2 separate regions of the Homo sapiens genome follow, and region 1 is linked to region 2. The links are chromatin contacts, found by Hi-C or POLR2A ChIA-PET in ENCODE. All regions are on one chromosome and are shown on one strand. Each heading gives the region's core, a stretch centred on a gene start or an enhancer-like site at or near the end of the contact. The rest is flanking DNA. Distances are from core to core; before and after follow the strand shown. Region 1 has its middle 32 kb from the start of KIAA0232. Region 2 overlaps TBC1D14 (TBC1 domain family member 14).

Region 1 (5,659 bases), core at 411-2,910, 210 kb after region 2:
GGGCTCTGGAGCCAGAAGGAGGCCACGCTGTCCTCGGAGTCCTGGTTTCCGGAAGCGAGCAGGATTAAATATAACCCAGGCAGGCAGGAGGCGGGTGTTGAAAGCACAGGCTTAACCAAAAAGTGCAGGCCAAAGGGCAGCCCCGCCCTCCACCCCGCTGGGCTCTGGGGACAACTGCACTGACCAGTCTCGTGGGATTCTGGCCGGGCAGCTGGCATTCCCACCCACCCAGGTCCCCCCGCAGGGCGAGGCCCAGTCCCCCAGTGTGTCATCCATGTACAGGTTGCCACCTCTGACCTGGCGACTCCACTCTGGAAATCGGGGTCATGGTGATGGGCAGAAACACTACAAACAAAGGGCTCTGCCAGGTGGTCTCCGGTCTGCCCAGAAGGAGAACCATCACTGGCTGTGTGGCCCGAGCTTGGGCAAGTCCCTCACCCTTTCTTCCTTTTTCATTTTTTAAATTTTAATCGAGGTTAAACTCAAGATTAGTCATTTTAAAGTGAGCAATTCGGTGGCGTTTAGTACATTCACAACGCTGTGCGACCACCATCTCTAATTCCGAAGGAGACCCCGTTACCTATTAAGCAGTCTGTCCCCACACCCTCCTTCCCCCATTCCCTGGCAACCACTAATCTATTTCTGTTTCTGTGGACTTCCTTATTCTGGACATTTCATAGAAAAGGAAGCATACAACATGTGGTCTTCTCTGATTGGCTTTTTTCACTTAGCATAATGTTTTCAGGGCTCCTCTGTTTTGTAGCACATGTCAGTATTCCATTCCTTTTTAAGTTTTTTGAGACAGGGTCATGCTCTGTTGCCAGCCTGGAGTGCACTGGTGAAATCTTGGCTCATTGCAACCTCTGCCTCCCAGACTCAAACCATCCTCCTGCCTCAGCTGAGACTACAGGGACATGCCACCATGCCTGGCTAATTTTTGTATTTTTTGTAGAGGCGGGGTTTCGCCATGTTGCGCAGGCTGGTCTCGAACTCCTGGCCTCCTCCTGCCTCAGCCTCCCAAAGGGCTGGGATTACAGGCGTTACCCACCATGCCTGGTCTTTCATTCCTTTTTATGTATATTGGATATATCATGATGGATTTATTCATTTGTCGATGGACATTCGGGCTCCATTTGCCTTTGGGCTATTATGGATAGTGCTTCTATGACACTCAACTTCTCTCAGCCTTGTTTCTCAGATCTGTAAAATGGGGATAATCAAAGTACCTACCTCACAGAGCTTGGGGGAGGATTAAATGAGACAGATGCAAAGCCCTTACCTGGCGCATAGTGAGTTGTGCATTCCCCTTTGTGGTTTCTGTCGGGTGTTTACAGTACAACCTAACATGATTCCAGCACTTCCTGTGTCCTGCTTCGAGCACTTTGCCTGTTGTAACTCACTGATGGCAATGCTTTTGGTATATTCCTTAATTCCTCCAGCAACATTGTGACGTAGGCCCTGCTCTCATGAATTTCGCTTACAGAAAATCAAGGCTCAGAGAGGTCAGCTAAGGCTTTGCCTGCGGAGGCAGGATTGGTTCCCAGGCCAACCTGATCCTGGGCCTGTGCTCTAAACACCTCTGCTGGTCTGCGCTCCTCGGGGAGTTTACACAGCAGTGTTTACCTGTTTACAGTTTACACGGCGATGTCTCTGGGCTGGGAATTAGGGGGGAGTTTCACTTTCTTTTTCACCCTGGCCTCTCACCGTTCCACATTTCTATAATTGTTTCATTTGTTTTCACAGTGAGTACATATTAATTTTGTAATCAGAAAGAAACCATAAACATAATTCTAGGTGATGGCATACCATATGTTAAACAAAAAGAACCCAACACAAAATTCTATGCATAGCTTGGTCCCAACCAGGTTGAAAGTTGCACAGAAAAACAGCCAGAGGACTGTTCACCAACATATTACTAGCGTTCGTCTCAGGGGGGCTGGATGGGGTGATTTTGTGATTTTTTTTTTCATATAATTTTGGTATCTTCCTAGCTTTTCCAATCTTATTTTTATTATGAACAAATGTCGCTTTTGAATTCAGAAAGAAAGGGATTCTCAGGAAAAAAAAGATGTTCCCAGCCCACGCCCGTGGGTGTTCGTGCTTTGGGCCCAGCTGGGCAGGTGAACCTGAACTACTCACAGGTCAGGGAACTCACGGTGGAAGCTGTCAGACAGGATGTTCCTGTACCTCAAGATGTGCCCAGGGATTGCTGGCCTGATGCTACCGTTTGTCACCCATCCCCACCCCAGGACACAGAGAGGACATTCCAACCTCGGGACCTCCAGCACAGCCTCCAGAGCAGGGACATCTCGGCCCCAGGCGCCACCCAAGCGCTGTCCCAGCACTGCCCCGCCCAGCCCAGCCCCCTGGCCCTTGCTCCTGCACTGCCTTGCCCTGGAATCTCCTTCACCTCCGGGTGTGTAGTTCCCAAGTCTTCGCCATCAGGCCCAATGTGGAGGGCCCAGTGGAGCATTAAGGAGAGCCAGCCACAAGTAGACGAAGGTGTTTGTCCACACCCTGTCTCAGGTGGTCCTCACCACCCCAGCCCCACCGTGAGGCAGGTCTCGCCTGTCCTCACCACAGCTGTGGTCCCGGATTCCAGAATAGGACCTGGCTCACAGAAGGTGCTTAACAAATTCTGAATGGATGGTTATTGCTACTATTCCTACTCTAGAATGGAGACATCTGAGGCCCAGAGAGGTGAAGCAACTCGTCTAAGGCCACACAGCCAGGAAGGGGTTGGGCCATGGCGATCCGTCAGGTTCACGCCAGCAGTCTCGACCCCAGTCCAGCCCCCTGCTCTTCGGGGTTCAGTTTCCACCTGCAGTGGCTCCCTGGGGAAGAGCTGGGCAGCAGCGCTTTGGACTGTGGCTCCAAACAGTCAGTGCTCCGATCTCAGTTCTGCCACCGACCAGCAGTGTGACCTTGGGCAAGTTCCCTAGCCCCTCTGTGCCCGTGTCCCTGCTGCTGGCAGCCTGCTTGTGAGGAGTAAGTGAACCACTCCTGGTCCAGAGTGCACATGATATGTGCTGGTTAAATAAAATTGAGTTTCTGAGGGTGTCGGCTGAGCCGCTGGGTAGAGGGGTCGCCCTGGTTCATCACGGCAGAGGCTGCCGGGTTCAGGGCTGGCTCGCAGCCTCCGGCTTCCTCTCTGGCTTGGGTGTGGCCATCAAGCCCCCTACCCTGACTCGACCTCTCCGGAGCTCCCTTTCCCTCTGCCTGGCACGTGCTCAAGTCTGGGGCCCCCATCCCCACACCTGCCCTGGCTTCAAGTGACTCCCCTCACCTAAGAAAAGGGGACATGGACCCCCCGACCCTGCCCACCCCACCTCCCGTGGGGCTGGGGACCTCTGCCACAGTCAGGATGTCCAGAAAGGCAGAGAGACAGCTACATCCACGACGATGCAGTGAGCGCAGCAGAGGGTCTGGCTGCATCTGGGCGAGTCCAGGAGCTGCCTGGAGCAGTGCCTCTTTGGCAGGTTGTGACAGTAGGGTGGGAGTCTGGCAAAATGAGAAGGGAAAGGAGAAAGGCTCCCGGCCATGGAAGGAGGGGCACACACAGGCAGGGAGACAGGGAGGGCAGAGGACGCTGCCTCTGACCGCACGGCCACCTTGGCTTTGGCAGGACACCCAGGGCGGGGTGCAGAACTCCTGAACAGCAGCTGCCAGGAAGACAGGTCGCAGTGGGAGGGACCCTGGCAGGATGACACATGCTCAGAGGGCAGCCCGAACAGTGGGGCCGAGTGGGCTGACTGGGCTGAACTCTGGCCTTCCTGGAGCTGTTACTCCCGCCCTGACGTCCAGGCCACACAGCAAGTTTGTCATGCAGTCACCGCCCCACCAGGCAGCCTCGCTGAGCAGGCGCCCCAGCGTGGGTGAAAGCTCCGTCCGTGCCCAGCTGTCCTGACACAGCCCCACCCAGGAACTAGGCCCAGCTTTGCATGGGCTGGATCTGCCCTGTAGTGTGAGGAGGTGCCTGGCTGAAGTGTGCCTCATTTTCCCCATCTGTCAAAGCAGATGAGAATTCCTACCTCTCAGAGCTCTCAAGAGCAGCCAATGAGATAATATTAGAGAATTAGAGAAAGTGCATTTTAACCCCGAGGCTCATCTGCAAAGGGTTGCTGCTGCTGTTACTATTGTTATTGCTATGTTATTATTAAGACTGACACATGGGGCCAGGCGCGGGGGCTCACGCCTGTAATCCCAGCACTTTGGGAGGCCAGGGCAGAAGGATCACGAGGTCAGGAGACCGAGACCATCCTGGCTAACACGGTGAAACCCTGTCTCTACTAAAAATACAAAAAATTAGCCGGGCGTGGTGGCGGACACCTGTAGTCCCAGCTACTCAGGAGGCTGAGGCAGGAGAATGGTGTGAACCCAGGAAGTGGAGCTTGCAGTGAGCCGAGATCATGCCACTGCACTCCAGCCTGGGCGACAGAGCGAGACTCTGTCTCAAAAAAAAAAAAATGACCGACACATGGGGGGCTGCTGGATTCAGTGGGAGAAACCAGAGACATCAGAACTTGAATTCCAGTCCTCTTTCTGAGTAGCTGTAGATCTGGGAAATCACTTCTCCAACTCAATTTCCCGATCTATAAATATTTCAGAGGGGTGAGTGCTTGGGCTCTGTGTTGGCCAAGGTCAGCCTGGGAGGGTGGGACCGGCAGCGGGGTCTTCTCCCAAGCCAGGGGCAGCATCCTTTTGGACCAAGGCCAAGTCACCACTCTGGCCTCCTGACGCTGCCCCTGCCCTGGCCTGACCCCTCTCCTGCCCCCCGACCCAGCCAGCCTAAGTGCACACTCTCATGACCCTTCGCCTGTGCATGAACCTGTGCTGTTTATGAGGCTTTTCACCCAAATGGTGCTGTCACCCCCTTTGACAAACAACGCTGTTTGGCTGCAGCTGTGGGTAGCTCCTGCGCTGGGCCCACAGGAGCCGCAGGCCAGTGGAGACAGATGGACAGCCGCACCACAAGATGGAGCTCAGGGTAGGGAGGGGCCCTCAGCTGGACCTTGGAGGGGCCCTATGGCCTCAGCACCTGCCCCTTGTGCCACTTCTCAGGTCCAGATTCATTGCTGGCTCCCCAGCTTCAAACAGGTGCCTTGGGGCCCTAGGTGTCCAGTGAGTGCACGGAATGAGTGAAAGAGTGCAGGAACGAAGTGAGGTGGAGAATATTTAATTATCCTTATAGCAGGCCCCAGAATTCTTTGCAGGGAGGGAACTCGACCTCGGGAAATCACCTAGTCGAGCCTCTTAGGTGGTGATGGAGGCATCAGGAAGCGTTTGCTGTCTGAGTGGCGGACGGTCCCCCTCGCCTCCTGTGCTTCTTGGCTCAGGTCCCCTTCCTAGGCCTTTTTCTCTGCCAGGAGTTGGGTGGGGCTCTCCCCAGTCTGGATAGCCCAGGGGCAGGGCGGTCTCCATGCAAACACTTGCTGTGCTGTGTGGCCTCAAACCGTCCACTGACCCTCCCTTGGCCTCAGTTTTTCCATCTGTGAGAGGACAGTCTGCCCAGATCTGTGCCCAGGAGGCACGGTGGTGGGAGGACTTAGCAGATAGCAAGGCTGTTGCACACTCAGGGCTGTTACCCTGGCTCTGGCTCTCTGAAGGCCCCACCCACCGCCTTTTTTAGTCACACTTCTGAACACCCTGGTGCCAGCCA
Region 2 (5,704 bases), core at 1,471-3,970:
ATGACATGAACCTGGGAGGCGGAGCTTGCAGTGAGCTGAGATCGTGCCACTGCACTCCAGCCTGGGTGACAGAGCAAGACTCCGTCTCAAAATCAAACACACAAACAAAAAACCTTTTTGTTATTCAACTAATTCTATAATTTAGAGTAAGAAAATGTGTTATGTCATAACAAAGGGTATCAGAAAAAGTAAGCTTTGAAGTCAGACTAAACTGAATTGAAACTCTGGCTCAACCATTCATTAGCCACATGACACTGGACCAGTATATTAACCTCTGAGCCTCAGTTTCCTACATTTAACAAGGGCACACTGCCCCATGTTCTACAAGGTTGTTATACAAATTAAAATTTCAAGTACACAATTAGTGTTAAAGAGTAACAGCTGCTTTAGTACGTAACCCCTAGCTTAAATTATGTACAAGGTAAATCTGTATTACCTATTTATAATGAGTATTCACATATCATAAAAAGAAAGTTACTCATGAGATGATCACAAGGTCTTCTCTCCAAAGAACATGTAAACAAAAGTTCCAAATAACACAAATAAATCCCAACTAGTAGTATTAACACAAAATAAAATTTTGGAATGCACTGTATCAATGCATTCATTAAAAACAAATGGCTTCCAGGACTTACTAGAAAGTACAAGATGAGCCTGCAGCATCTTGCTGGACTAGAAAGAAAGTTCTCAAAGAAATACTGGGACGTGTCTAAAAGAAACAGTAGCCAGCCTGAATAGGCTCCCACTGACTCAATCTGGAACAATTTACTCATCCAAATAATGAGAACAATGGATTATAACTCACTGAATAAAAGAGAAATCCACTAGCCCATATAGGTACAAATAAACAAACATAGAAATTAATGGAGGAGGAGGAAAGCTCTTGGGAAGTCACCTAGTAAGGAGAGACCAATGGAGCTAGGAAATGATCAACAGATGCTTACACCAGTGGGGAAAGCTCAATGAGGAATGGATTTTTACACAGTTTGAAAGTGTCTCCTACAAATTCCTTATTAATTACATGAAGCAAAATAGTTAATCTTATGCCGGAGAAACCTGAGGGACACACCTCAGCCAAGTGATCAAAGCTAACATCACCAGCGAGGAGTGGTGGCTCACACCTATAATCTCAGCACTTTAGGAGGCCAAGAGTTTGAGACTCACCTGAGCAAGGTAGTGAGACTCTGTCTCTACACATAATCTTTTTAAATTAGCCAGGTACGGTGGCATGTATCAGCAGCCCTAGCTACTGGGGAGGCTAAGGCGATATCATTGGAACCCAGGAGTTCAAGGTTACAGTGAGCTATGATTACACCACCAGTCTGAGTGACAGAGCAAGACACTTGTCTCTATTTTTTAAAAAGCCAGGACAGATGGCACAGGACATCTGATCTGATGCATGGGGAACAACACACCAAGTCAATGGCGCTGATGCCCAAGAATGCATGACCTGAATCCAATCATGAAGAGAAGCAGACACACCCAGACTGAGACAATTTATACAATAATGGACCTATAAGCTCTCAAAATGTCAATGTCATGAAAACAAAGAAAGGCTGAGGAACTGTTTCAGATTAAAAGGACATGAAAGAGGGCCAGGTGCAGTGGCTCATGCCTGTAATCCCAGCTACTCGGGAGGCTGAGGCAGGAGAATCGCTTGAACCCAGGAGGCGGAGGTTGTAGTGAGCCAAGATCACACCATTGCACTCCAGCCTGGGGGCGACAGAGTGAGACTCTATCGCCAAAAAAAAAAAAGATTATTGGGACAATTGATGAAGTATGGTTACAGACTGTGGATTTGACAACAACATTGGATTAATGCTAAGTGACCTCATTTTGACAACTGTTCTGTGGTTACATAAGGGAATGCCCTTGTTCTTAGGAAATATGCTGATATATTTAAGGGTAAACAGACATGGTATCTCAAACTTACTCTTCTAATGGCACAGGAAAAAATATGCATATATACTATCACACGTAAAGAGAAGTAGAACAAATGGAGCCAAATGCACACAGTTGGTAAATCTGGTAAAGAATATATTGGAGTTCCGGGGGTTTTCTGCAGTTTTTTAGTAAATTTGAAATTTTATCAAAATAAAGTTACAGAAACTTTCAAAAAAATAAAACAAATAGTTTCACTGTTTCCTTCCTTTTCTGTTGTGGTTATAATCATTTCGGAAATAGTTTCATAGCCCAAGGTAATTTCTATTTATAAGAAATGGACTTTCACTATGATCGTGCCACTGCACTCCAGCCTGGGCGACAGAGCAAGACCTTGTTTCAAAAAAAGAAAGAAAAAGAAAATGAACTTTGAATTGTCTGAGATTCAATCCGTTTAACATCTAAGATTTCGCCATCAGTGAAGGACTTAGGCAATTAAACCAGGTTAAAACTTCAGGCAGTAGAAGACACTAAGAACCTGGCATCCAGAACTTGGGTTCACTAAGGGTATACATTTTGCTGAAGAGGCGTTGTCTGTCTCTGGGAAACTGCAGTCAGGAAGGGGAAGGCACCAGGATCCGGGACAGGCCTCTCTACTCTGGAGGGACAGGAGCTGCAGAGGGTGTAAGGAATGGACGGGAGAATTGCACAGAAGCCGCGGAGTGTGGGGATGTGCAGAAAGGAGAAGTCTGGGTGAGTGGCTCCCAGATTCGTGGTCTGGAAGGTTGAGCACAAGCTGGAGTGTTATTCACTGAAACGGGCTGGCAGGAGGACGACTAAGAGGAACAGAAACCTTGGTTTTTCAGGTCTCGGCTAACACTATTATTAGTCTGTACAAAGGTAGTGCAGATAAAAATTAATGTCAAAAATCAAAGTTGTGGCTGGGCACGGTGGCTCACACCTGTAATCCCAGTACTTTGGGAGGCCGAGGTGGGTGGATTGCCTGAGCCCAGGAGTTCGAGACCACATGGGCAACATGGCGAAACCTGTCTCTACTAAAAATACAAAAATTAGCCAGGCGTGGTGGCGCACGCCTGTAATCCCAGCTACTCAGGAGGCTGAGGCACAAAGAATCGCTTGAACCTGGGAGACGGAGGTTGCAGTGAGCCGAGATCACACCACTGCACTCCAAGCCTGGGTGACACAGTGAGACTCAGTCTCAAACAAAATCAAAGTTGCATGATTATTTTTAACATAAGAGCTTAGGCTCATATGATAGGCCATGACTTTTGAAAAGCTCATAAAAAGCATGTTGATATATTTTTTTGTGGGTTAGAGGCTGAAGTGCGACCCCAAAACAAGTCACTACAAGTGAAAAGGTGCTGTAGCCTGGGGTCTGGGCTGAAAGGACATCCTCCTTTCTGGTGGGGCAAGCCATCGGGAGTCCTGGCGTAGCTGTGGCCGGGCCCGGGAGGCCAAGGGGGAGCCAAGGAGCTGCACCTACTTGTCACATGACCAAACATCACTCTCAGGTCACGTGCAGTGAGAGAACACAGCTGGGCAGGAGCGAGCCTGGGCACTGCAGAGCCCATCTGCTCTGTCCCTTCAACATCTGTGCTGTCTGCCCGACAGGGAGACCACACTGGTGCTGCTGCTCCGGAGTCCAGCAGTCCCTCAGCTGCTGCTTCATGGGCTGTGTGGCCCGGTGAGTCAGCCCACCCTTTGACCTTCAGATGCTGAGCACACAATGGCCATAGCCACCATCTCTGACACTCACAGGAGACAGAACAGAGGGGCTGCTGGCTCCAAGCTTCCTCTTTTCACTATTTCAAATGCACCTGTCCCACCCCCGACATGGGAAGTCCTCGCACTTGCCCTCGGGGCATTCTGCAGAGCCCTCCCGGACCAGCTGCCGGGCCTGGGCTCCCCTGCTTCTGTTTCCAGGGCACAGGGCATTCCCTCCATTCTGTACCTATGTGATGGATCCATACCCTCTCCTCTCCACATGCCTTCACCTTCGGTGGGGTCTCCCAGAGGGCAGGGTAGAGTCACCTCTGCATCCCCAGGATCTACCCAGCATGCAGTAGGTTCTACACACGTCTGCTGGCAAATGGAGCAGCCACCGTGTGTGTGTGTGTGCAGGGGAGGCAAGTATAGGGCGATGAGGAGGCAGGACTGACATGCAAGGCACAGGGGTCAGGTAACGGGAGTGCAACCCAGACGAATCAAGGCCCGAGACTGAGAACTCAACAGAGGTAACCTCTCAGCAGGAAGGAGTCCCTCTGAAAAGAAGGGGTAATGGGCAGTGGGGGGCTGGGAGAGAGCAGGCAAGGAGTGGCAGACCACCACAACCTCCCTGGAGCAGGCTGAGAGCTGGGGGGTGGCCAGTAGGGGGTGAGGGCCATTTACCAACCCTGCCCCAGAGAATGCTGGACTCCTTTTGTTTTGCATCCCCAACAAAGGGCCCTTCAGTGGGAAGAAGAAACTCCTTTGTCCTATGGAGAAAAAGCACTCACTCTACTAGCAGCATTAAGGACAAGCAGCTGTTGGCCTCCAAGCTGTCTCAGCTGCTGTGCAGACACAGAGCACTCATTAACCCTGGTGAGACTCACCTGCAGCTGCCGCAACCCCACCATCAAGGGCACGGCAAGTAAACAATCGATATCTGTAGGTGCCCTGCCTCCAACCCACACATGGTCAGTGCCACCCGCACCGTCGCAGCGGGGTTCCCTGAGAGCCCAGGACTCTAGCTCATGAGTCCTGCCCCACTACCCCGATATGCACACATGCCAGCGCATAGCTGTGGTGCCTCTCCCGCCACCATCCATACCTGCACAGCGCCTAGGTGCTGGCATATCTCACCTCCTACCTAGCCCCTTCGTCCAGGTGCCCACTCAGATCCCTCCTTCTGCAGCAGGTGGGAGAGGAGACCTGACAACGTCCGCAAAGATGAGAGGAGAACCATTTCTTCTTTCTAAAAGGCTGATGTCTCGTGTCAAAAGCCCCATCGATCAGCCTTGGCTCAGACACACCTCTGCAGTCAGGAGGCCAGAGCGAGACGCTTTCTCAACAGCCCTCGGCCGCATTCATTCAGACACTGAACAACAGAAACAGGAGTCGTATGTGCTCTAAACCCTCTGGTCTTCCAGGTTAACACCAGGACTCCCCACTGTCCAGCCTCCTTGTCCTCCTGCCTTTTTTCGGCTGCATACACCCTGCAGACAGATGCCAGTCGCGCCCCAGGTGTGCCTGCCTTGCCCCTCCTTCAGGCACCCCGCAGGTACAGCTCCACACCAAGCCCCAGACCCCAGCAACGCTCTCTACCAGGGCCATCTTCTGTAAGCACAAGTGGACCACGCCAGCCCTGCCACAAATCCTGCCAAGGACTTGCACCTGTTTTTGTGGCAATGGCGTCGTGGCTCCAATCACCTACCTCAGGCCTACCACACAGGCTGCTCCCTCTGCCCATTAAGTGCCCCCGAGAGGAGACTCAGGATTAAATGAGGGGGTTCAGCCTGGCCATGCACACACAGCCCCACCACCAGGCTCAGCTCCTCGTGGACTGGGCACTGCAGAGAAATTCTTCCCTACTCAACTCCTCAGCAGGGCCAGCTCAGCTCCCCCATGGCACAGAGAGATTTGGGGGGTCACAGTTGACAAGAATGGGGAGTGCCCATCAAAGGGTGCCCTGAAAGGTGCTGGCCCCATCAGGATTTGTCCACACAGGCTGCTCAGTGTCATTTTAAAGCCATATGGCAGAGCCTGGGAAACACGCTGGGGGCCGTCAGGGATCAGGCCACACCCGGCCATGTGAAGAGCCTAC

Evidence for each region. A loop is a pair of places that touch in the nucleus more often than their neighbours do. ChIA-PET counts read pairs that join two places held with the same protein, here RNA polymerase II (POLR2A). Pooled maps may share reads with other maps.
Region 1: a loop to region 2 is called in a pooled map, with 2.1 times the contacts of the local background. The contact joins two enhancer-like sites. A Hi-C loop is called at or near these places in 1 of 50 pooled maps. POLR2A ChIA-PET finds 5 or more read pairs at or near these places in 2 of 52 experiments (H1 and OCI-LY7).

What each region holds. Positions count from the first base shown.
Region 1 is chr4:6,747,677-6,753,335 of GRCh38, reverse strand. No RefSeq gene overlaps it. Among named protein-coding and RNA genes, the nearest start is that of KIAA0232, 32 kb to the left of the region's middle. RefSeq lists an enhancer at 4,376-5,153. Within about 2 kb of position 1,660, at least 10 of the 41 ENCODE cell types and tissues checked have a DNase peak (open chromatin) inside an H3K27ac peak, as active enhancers do.
Region 2 is chr4:6,961,212-6,966,915 of GRCh38, reverse strand. All of the region lies in intron 2 of TBC1D14 (TBC1 domain family member 14), which reads right to left. Among named protein-coding and RNA genes, the nearest start is that of TBC1D14, 54 kb to the right of the region's middle. RefSeq lists an enhancer at 2,462-2,701. Within about 2 kb of position 2,720, at least 9 of the 41 ENCODE cell types and tissues checked have a DNase peak (open chromatin) inside an H3K27ac peak, as active enhancers do.